2 separate regions of the Homo sapiens genome follow, and region 2 is linked to region 1. Evidence: chromatin contacts called from ENCODE Hi-C data. All regions are on one chromosome and are shown on one strand. Each heading gives the region's core, a stretch centred on a gene start or an enhancer-like site at or near the end of the contact. The rest is flanking DNA. Distances are from core to core; before and after follow the strand shown.

Evidence for each region. Hi-C counts contacts between places; a loop is a spot of excess contacts on that map. Pooled maps may share reads with other maps.
Region 2: a loop to region 1 is called in a map of left cardiac atrium, with 2.9 times the contacts of the local background. The contact joins two enhancer-like sites. A Hi-C loop is called at or near these places in 2 of 168 maps with a recorded cell type or tissue (aorta and left cardiac atrium), 2 of 37 single-sample maps with no recorded cell type and 11 of 50 pooled maps.

Annotation. Positions count from the first base shown.
Region 1 is chr3:40,582,038-40,586,539 of GRCh38, forward strand. It overlaps the pseudogene RPL5P10. Among named protein-coding and RNA genes, the nearest start is that of ZNF621, 59 kb to the left of the region's middle. RefSeq lists an enhancer at 1,921-2,421. Within about 2 kb of position 2,679, at least 6 of the 41 ENCODE cell types and tissues checked have a DNase peak (open chromatin) inside an H3K27ac peak, as active enhancers do.
Region 2 is chr3:41,024,622-41,028,745 of GRCh38, forward strand. No RefSeq gene overlaps it. Among named protein-coding and RNA genes, the nearest start is that of CTNNB1, 170 kb to the right of the region's middle. RefSeq lists an enhancer at 1,957-2,251. Within about 2 kb of position 1,937, at least 2 of the 41 ENCODE cell types and tissues checked have a DNase peak (open chromatin) inside an H3K27ac peak, as active enhancers do.

The DNA.
Region 1 (4,502 bases), core at 1,429-3,928:
TGCTGTTGGTTGAAGTCACACTGGGCATGGCGAATTAGAAAATGCAAGACACTTTTCTTCATGGTAGCAGCCTTCTCATTGCCTGAGGGTCATCACCTCCAACCTTGGGCCAGAAAGGAAGCTCGTGATGCACCCTCCCTCCCTTCTGTCAAAGGGCCAAAGGGTGTTCAGGAGCCTCCCAGGTCACAGAGCTTCATCCAGGAGCTGGGCAGGGAGCAAATGGCATTGGACCTGGGGCTTTTTCATTTTTTGTAATTTCATGAAGGGATGCCTGTTTTTACAAGGTTCATGGTTAGTGCTCAAATTCTAAATTGATGAGAATAGTAGGGGGCTGTGCAAAGGGGGAGGGGCAGGAGGTATGTTTTATAAATGTATCAAGCTATAGCACCAGCACTGAATGAAAAGAAGGAAGCCAGCTAGACAGAAAGAGCATTGGTTGTTAAGGTCCCCTTTGGTCCTAAGATCTGGGATTCAAAGACTGGATCTTATTCATTTGTTTTCATTGAGGTGTAAATGACTGACACATTGTTCTGCTGTCCTTATGGTTTACTCAAGAATGATAGACAAACTTCTCTGAGCCAGATTCTCCAGGCAGCTGTTCCAGGGGAAAACAAAAGCAACTGCAGCTCTGTGAGGAGCCCTCCTGTAGCTCCCAGCTACATACAGGAATAACCTCTGCCAACCCTTCCAGGAGGAGGAAGCTCTAGTGGGTCAGACAAGCCAGGGTGGACCTGGATCCATAGCTCAGTGACACCTCCTTGGGCCTGTCACCCCACCCCGGGCCCCATCGGCACCTCTGGCCAAATCACACTGGAATGATACAGTTGGCTCCTTTCCTTGGCCACCCAGGGGAGGGAGTGGGGCCAGAAGGGAACTTCTCCTCCCAGAACAAACCCAAAGGCAAGTATTTAGACCTGTAGACAGGTCTCAAGTCCCAGTTTCCAATGCAGCAAGTTTGGGTCCCTGAAGACAGGGGTGGTCATGTGCAGATGAAAAGCAATCAGGGAATCAGCCAAATCTTTGCTGAGCGTGTTACAGCTGACTCTATGTGGGAAGACAGGACAGTGGTGAACAACTGCCTGGGGAAGTAAACGTCATAGGAATACACAGGTGGGGGTGAGGTGGGAGCTCAGAGCAGGGGCATGCAGGAGAGGGAGGACGTTGCAAGAGTTGTCTGACAAGTCCGAGTCAGCCACATGAAGAAGGGGTAGAAGATTTTCCAGGCAAGGGAGCAGCTTGTGCAAAATCACAGAGGTGGGGCTGGGCACGGTGGCTCACGCCTGTAATCTCAGAACTTTGGGAGGCCGAGGCGGGTGGATCACCTCAGGTCAGGAGTTCAAGACCAGCCTGACTAATATGGTGAAACCCCGTTTCTACTAAAAATACAAAAATTACCTGGGCATGGTGGCACATGCCTATAATCCCAGCTACTTGGGAGACTGAGGCAGGAGAATCTCTTGAACCTGGGAGGCAGAGGTTGCAGTGAGCTGAGGTTGCGCCACTGCACTCCAGCCTGGGTGACAGAATGAGATTCTGTCTTAAAAACAAAAAACAAAAAACAAAAAAAACTCCAGAGGTGGAAGACAGCAAAGCAGCTTTGCCTTGCTTGAGAGGTAAGTGGGCCACTTAGGAGGGTTCAGAAAAGGAAGGAAAACCCAAAGGTACACTACAGAGTCTTAAACTAACAACGCTGGCAGAAAACCAAACGCCCTCAGGAGTGTCTGGTCGTTCCTGTGACAGCCAGGACTAGGCAGGCCAGAGGGCCCAGATGAGCGCTGGCCTTGCCTGTAGCAGCAAGGCTGGAGGTCCTTCACACTAGATTAAACACAGATCACTTGGAAGGCCCTTGCATGCCCAGCCCCCTCTGAAGGTCACTGATCCTGAGTGTCTGGCACTGAGTTGTAGCTGCGGCCAAATGGGAAGTGCCTGGTCAGAGGTTATGTTGGCATGGTGTTTACAGAGTCAGTCCCTGTGTGCGGAGACACAACCCAAAGCGGCCAGGGCTGGTGGAGAAATGCAGGGCCATCAGGAGATTCCAGAGGCCATAGTGTGATCAGGATGTTTCTCGCTCTACAAATTTTCCTGAGCCCTGGCTCAGGGCCTGGTACTCTGCAGGGGCCTGGGATCAAGAAGCCTCTCCTAACTGCCCAGCAGGGGTAAAGACCCCTGATCCAGGACCACACCCAGCTTGAGGGATGGGAAGATACCTCCTGCCGCCCTACTCCTAGCTTGGCCCTATGGGCCGGGTGTCTTCTGGGCTGGTATGGTCCAGTTTGGGTACTGGAGCTGCAGTTCTATCATTCCATCTTCCCTGAGGAGAGGATCTTGGTGTTGATGGCCAACCGCACATAGGGCCATGGAAGGAGCACCAGTGTCCAATACCAAAACTGGATAAGCCAGTTGCATCCAATGGGTAAATCTCTTAACTTCTCAATTTTTCACCTGTGAAAGGGATTGACGTCTCTACCTTGCAGGGTTAATGGTTGAACGGGACAATGTGTAACGCTGAGGCCCAGGCCCAGCTCAGTCTTCCAGCTATAGCCTGGCACCTTGTAGAGGAGCATTCTCCTGCCACCCTGAGCTGGATGGACAGAAAAAGTCTCCACTGATGAGCAGAGGCCTGGCTGAGCCATTGGCCCCCGGACTTGGCTTGCTTTCTGGCCAGCCTGAGGCTCATGGCCTGCAGGGGGCAGCAGCGGGACGCACCGCCTAGGCCAGGTCTCCTGGCCCGGCTGCTTGGCTCTCTCTGCAGAGTCTGGGATGGAAAGTTCTCCTTTGCGCAGTGAATGCAGCTTGGGTCGATTTGTTTTTAAATGGGTAATGTTTGCAGTTCTTTTATACAAGCCCTTCACATCTGGCATTCAAAGAAGATAATCAGTCTAGACTATCAGACCCGATAGCAGCTTGTATGAAATTTGGGCCCGACTTTGCAGTAAAAGTGCCTCCCTGCTCCACGCCGGCGCTCCCTCCCTCTCCCTCCTTCTCTTCTTGTGACCTTTTATCTCAGCGGGAGCCCTGACTAGAAAGAGGGTTCTGGAAATGTGGTGTGTTTCTCATTAAGTTTCTGCAGCATAAAAGTCACGTGATGCAAAGCTTTTTTTTTCCCCTGTCTCCTGTCTTTCCCCTACGTAACTACAGTAACTCCTGCTGCTTAGGTTCCATTTAATTTGAGATGATTGAAGGCCGAAATCTTGTTGATACGAAGATTAAAAAAAGTCTGTTTCTAGGGTGCTGGTGGTATGTTTGGTTCATTTTTCCTTGGCAGTATGTTTTCCTTGGTGGTATGTTTGGTTCATGTTTCCTTGGTCAAACAATTCCCAATAAAATCGGTCCTCTGCTAGGGACCAAACAGCCCCTTTTCTTTTCTCTTTGCACATCTGTAAATTTCTTTCTTTAAAACTTGAGGCTCTGACTTGGGAGATTTTCATGCTGGGTGGCCAGACTTCTGAGAGGGCCCAAAGGAACCTTGTGGGGCTGTGAGGAGTCTCAAAGCACTAGGAGGGCCACTGCCGTGAACAGCTGCTCTCTTCCCTGCATCTGTTGAGAGACTCTCATCTGAGCCCGGTGGTCTGTGGCAACAAATGGAGACAGAGAGCAAGAGAGAGCGAGAGGTAACGAGAGAGAGAGAGAGCACCATAGGTTCTGACAACTGCTCGAGTCTCCTTTATCTTCTCCTGGGACCAGAGGCTGCAAGCCCTACACTACCTCTCTCAGTATAAAGCCACAGGTTAAAGTTTGTGCAGCTGATGTCTCAAAATAGGCCCCCAGCTTCATGCCTAAAGCACAGTTTCATGAGAGCATGAATTGAGTCACACTTGTGCAAGTGAGCGTTACAGTCACATTGTTGGTGCAGACCAAAGGTCCCTCCCTACCCACTGCTCTACAATGCTCAGCCACTGGCCTCCTCTTCCCTTGGGCCCCTCAGCATGGTCTTCAGCAGCTGGGGGAGGGGCCAGCCTTGCATCTTCCTTTGAAGAACAATGGGGTCCTGGAGTTCAGGGGTCAGTATCATCACTGCCTCATAGTCTTTGAGGGGCAGACTTGCCCATTGGGAGGCAGATCCTCAGGTGATGGCTGTCTCAATACCTGGCTTTTTGCTGACTTTTGTCCTTCCCTTCCCCTCCTGCAGCATCATTTCACCCTCTATTACCAACATTCACAGAAGCCTTTACGATTCAGCCCCACCCGCTTAAGCTTTAGTTCTGAACAACAGAAGAGAAACGAGGAGAAGAGGTATCCATTTCTAGTCTGACTGCCATGAACTCCCTGGGAGACCCTGGGGAGTCCCATCCACCATCTGCGCTTGTCCTTGTCTTCACAATCTGGGGTGGATTTGAGGTTTGCTCAACTCCCTTCCAAGTCAAAGAGTTTGTAGTAGGGGTCAGGAAACAATTGCCTGGAGAAGTCTGCTTTTCTTTCCTTCTTTTTCTCTTTTAGCAGCTTAGTCAATAAATTTATTGTCTTTATCTGAAAAATTCTCATAGAAAATTTCTTGGTTTAGC
Region 2 (4,124 bases), core at 687-3,186, 440 kb after region 1:
TTCTGGGAAGAGCTTGCTATCAGCTAGGTGACAGGGTGGTCAGGACACATGTCTTTCATTCTCCAGCAGGCTAGCCCGGTCATGTTCACATGGTGGTGGCACCTGTTCGAGAGGGTTAAAAGGCCATTTCTAGGCATTAAATATTCAAGTTAAGACAAAGATGAAACCCCACCCTATCATTTACCTTTCTACTAAATGTCTCAGGACAAGCTTGTAGTTGTCAGAGATTATTCCAAGTTCCATGAATTCCAATGTTTTAGCTCATCAAAGATCATTTACTTCAACCCCTCTGTACCCAGACTCCAGTATGGATTATGTACCTCTGGGAGGCTAGGAACAGCTTGGAGGAATAAAAAAAAAAACCTTTATTCAAGCTCAGGTAATAACAGCCCACTCTTAGTTATTCATGAGTGCCGTGATCAGGATTTTATTCCTTGGGAGAATTCAGGATCAGGGGTTCTTTGAAGGAGATGGAAGAAATAGAGTTAAAACCCTGAGATTTGCAAATAGACACTGCCCACGAAGGCTGGATATAAACATTCAAGGGCACCTTCTGGGTTGCTGGTCTTAACTTCTTGACTAAATTTTAAAACCTGCAGGTTTTAAGATATCTGATGGGGCAAAATACAAATCTACCCATTGGGTATATCATGGCAGCTCTTTTTTCTCCCCAAACACCATCTGCCTGATTTCCCATGGTTCCTGAGCTCCTCCTCAGAAAGTCGGGAGGGAAAGATGGTGCCAAGAATGCCCTTTGCTGGCATCTCCGGTTTTAAACCCAGAGAGTCGCCTATATGATCTGCCTCTGACCCTAAGAATTCATGTGCTCTGGATGCTCATGGTCTAATTAGGAGCTATAAAGAGATATTCCAGTATTTGTAATGCAAAAAGGTAACGTCTATAATGAAGTGTGCACAAAATAGGAACAAGGAAGGGTTGGACCGGTTGTCAAGTAGGCGAGAGAGAACAGAGGTAAAGATTCAGAGGGGAGGAAGAGCTTGACTGATTCTCAGGAGGGCATGTGTGTCAGTGTTACTCGTGCATAATGTCAGGTGGGGAGGTGGACACAGACTGGGGATGGAGGCAGGAAATGAGGCTACAAAAGTCATCACTGCTCAGATCAAGAAGGGTCTTTGTCCGGGCGCAGTGGCTCACACCTGTAATCCCAGCACTTTGGGAGACCATGGCAGGTGGATCACATGAGGTCAGGAGTTCGAGACCAGTCTTGAAACCCTATGTCTACTAAGAATGCAAAAATTAGCCAGACATGGTGATGGGCACCTGTAATCCCAGCTACTCAAGAGGGTGAGGTGGGAGAATAGCTTGGACCTGGGAGGCAGAGGCTGCAGTGAGCTGAGATCACGCCACTGCACTCCAGCCTGGGCGACAGAGTGAGACCCTGTCTCAAAAAAAAAAAAAAGGTCTTCACAGTCATGCTAAGCATCAGGAGCCATTGAAGAATTAAAGCAGAGTAGATGTCATTATCTTTTTATTTAAAAAATACTACTCATTGGGTGAAAAGAAAGGCATTCAAGACGCCACTGTAATTAACCAGTCAAAACACAGTTCAATTCCAATGAAGACAGAGAGGGAAAAGAACAGACATGAGAGAAGCCTAGCAATAATAAATGGGATTTGGTGGCTAGTTAGATATAAGGTGGAAGAAAAAATGTCACCAAAAATTTTGACGACATTTTTACTTGGGCCACTGTGCAGGTGATAGTATCCTTGGCTAAGTTAAGGAATACAAGAGGAGGAGTAGGCGTTGAGACATGTTGAGATGGAGACAGTAAAGGATAAGATCTGATTGGCACACTGAGTTTGGCCTCTGTGGAAGGGTTATCAAGGTGAAACAGAAGCCCTGGTCCTGTGGTTTTAGGGCATAGGGGAGCAGCCTGGGATGCCAGCAGGATTTTTAGTTAAGCTGAAACAGATAATACTTAGAGACAGGGTATGGAGCAAGAAATAAAAGAGCCAAGAACTGAGCCCCTGGGAACAAAACACTTAATGGGGCCAGAGGAAATGGGAGCTGGGAAGGAAACAGAACCACAGCGGGGAGTGGCCAGTCAGTGTCATCTGCTGCTGCAAAACTGGGAAGATAAGCCTGAAAGCATTCACTGTGTTAGCCACATGGAGGTCACTGGTGACGTCAGTGGGAGCTTTCATAGTCAGACAGGGCTCTGTTCCAGGGAGCTAGGAGTAAGAGGGGTCAGAATGGGGAGACAGCTGGTAGAGATGACACTTTAGAAACATGGTGTAAACGTAATGAAGATATATGACATTAGGTGGAGGAGCATACAGAGTCTAGGAAGGACTTTACTTTAAAGGAGATTTAATTCTGCTTAAATGTCATTGGGAAAGTGGGAATAATAATACTACCCTCACAGGATTATTGTAAGGGTTAAACTACAGCATGCATGTAAGGTGTTTAGCAAGGTGCCTGAACATAGTAAGTGTCCAATAAACAGTGGCTATAATATCATTAATAATAACAATAATAGCAGTTGTACATAAAACACCACCAGAAGGCAGGTTGAGGACACAACCCAGAAAAGGAACAATTGACAGCACAAAGAGGCAGGAAGGGAAGGGATCCTGAGTGCAGTTGAATAAACTATGTATAAAGAAAATAAGATTCATTCATTCAACAACATATATCAAGCACTTACTTTACCAGGTGCTGGGTATATAAAAGAAAACAAGAAAAACACGCTTCTGCCCTCAAAGAGCTCATACAGCCCAGCAAAAGAGATGTATAGTAAATCAACCATTACAATGTGGTGGGATGGAGTGAAAATCAGGGTTCAGTAGAAACCCAGCAGGAGACCCTAACCTAGCCTTGGCCAGCAGAAGTGAGGGTGCACAGGAAAGATTTTCTGGAAGAAGTGATATCTAGCCTTAGACCTGATTTCCCTAGACAGGAGACAGGCAGCAACAGCACAGGAGGGAAGAGGAGGAGACAAGGTGAAATAGGGTTTGCAGTAAATAGGGGTAAAAGTAGAGGAATTCATGCCAGAAACTTCTTTTCTTCTGTAATGCAGCAAGTTATTCTCTGTGAGACCTGAGAATGGGCTTGGAACAGCTGCAATGACAGGGCAGAAGAAACTGGGCACATTATATACATGCTGAGCAGTATTGAAGGTACGGATGGGACTGTTGTGATTGCCCCTAGAAGCACTGAGAAGACTAGAGAAGAGTGGACAGCAGGGATGAGGTCTGCAGAGTGGTGTTGCAGGCTAAGGGGCAGGCAGATGAGGGTGCTGGCTAAACCAAGGATGATGTGAAGCCTCCCAAGATAAGCAGGAAAGTAAAGCCAGGCGGGGACCAGCTGATGAATCCCCCAGATAGAGAGGACACATGCAAATGAAAGCATAGTGAAGTCAAAGAGTAAATGTGGAAGAAATCAGAGACTGAGAAGCCAAGGATGGTCAAGAGGCTGAGCTCAGAGGAGCAGGTAGAGTCAATAGCAGCTCTGGGGATGACAACGTCCAGCAGGTGCCACAGGCATGGAAGAGTGGAGGGGGAAGGCCATGAGAACTGAGCAGATCAAGGAGCTGTAGGGTGTTAGCAGGATCACCCAAGACTGCCTAGGATGCAGGCAGGAATGGGATGGAGAAGAAGGGAGTGATCCAGTCTCCATCACCTTTGATGAATGTGAAGGTAGGACCAGGGTTGCAGTAGGAGAGCTATGGGGCTAGAAACTTAGGCATGGCTGGCTTAATGACAAGGGCAACCCATTCTGCATTTACAACTGTTTTCTCCCATAGTTCCCATAAGCATGTATGAGATCTTGTGCCCTGACTTTTTGCAATTTAAAAAACACAGTGGGCTGGGCGCGGTGGCTCACGCCTGTAATCCCAGCACTTTGGAAGGCTGAGGCAGGTGGATCACGAGGTCAGGAGATCAAGACCATCCTGGCTAACATGGTGAAATCCCATCTCTACTAAAAATACAAAAAAAAAAAAAAAAAAATTAGCCATGCGTGGTGGCAGGTGCCTGTAGTCCCATCTACTGGGGAGGCTGAGGCAGGAGAATGGTGTGAACTCGGGAGGTGGAGCTTGCAGTGAGCTGAGTCACACCACTGTGGGGGACAGAGCGAGACTCCGTCTCAAAAAAAAAACAAA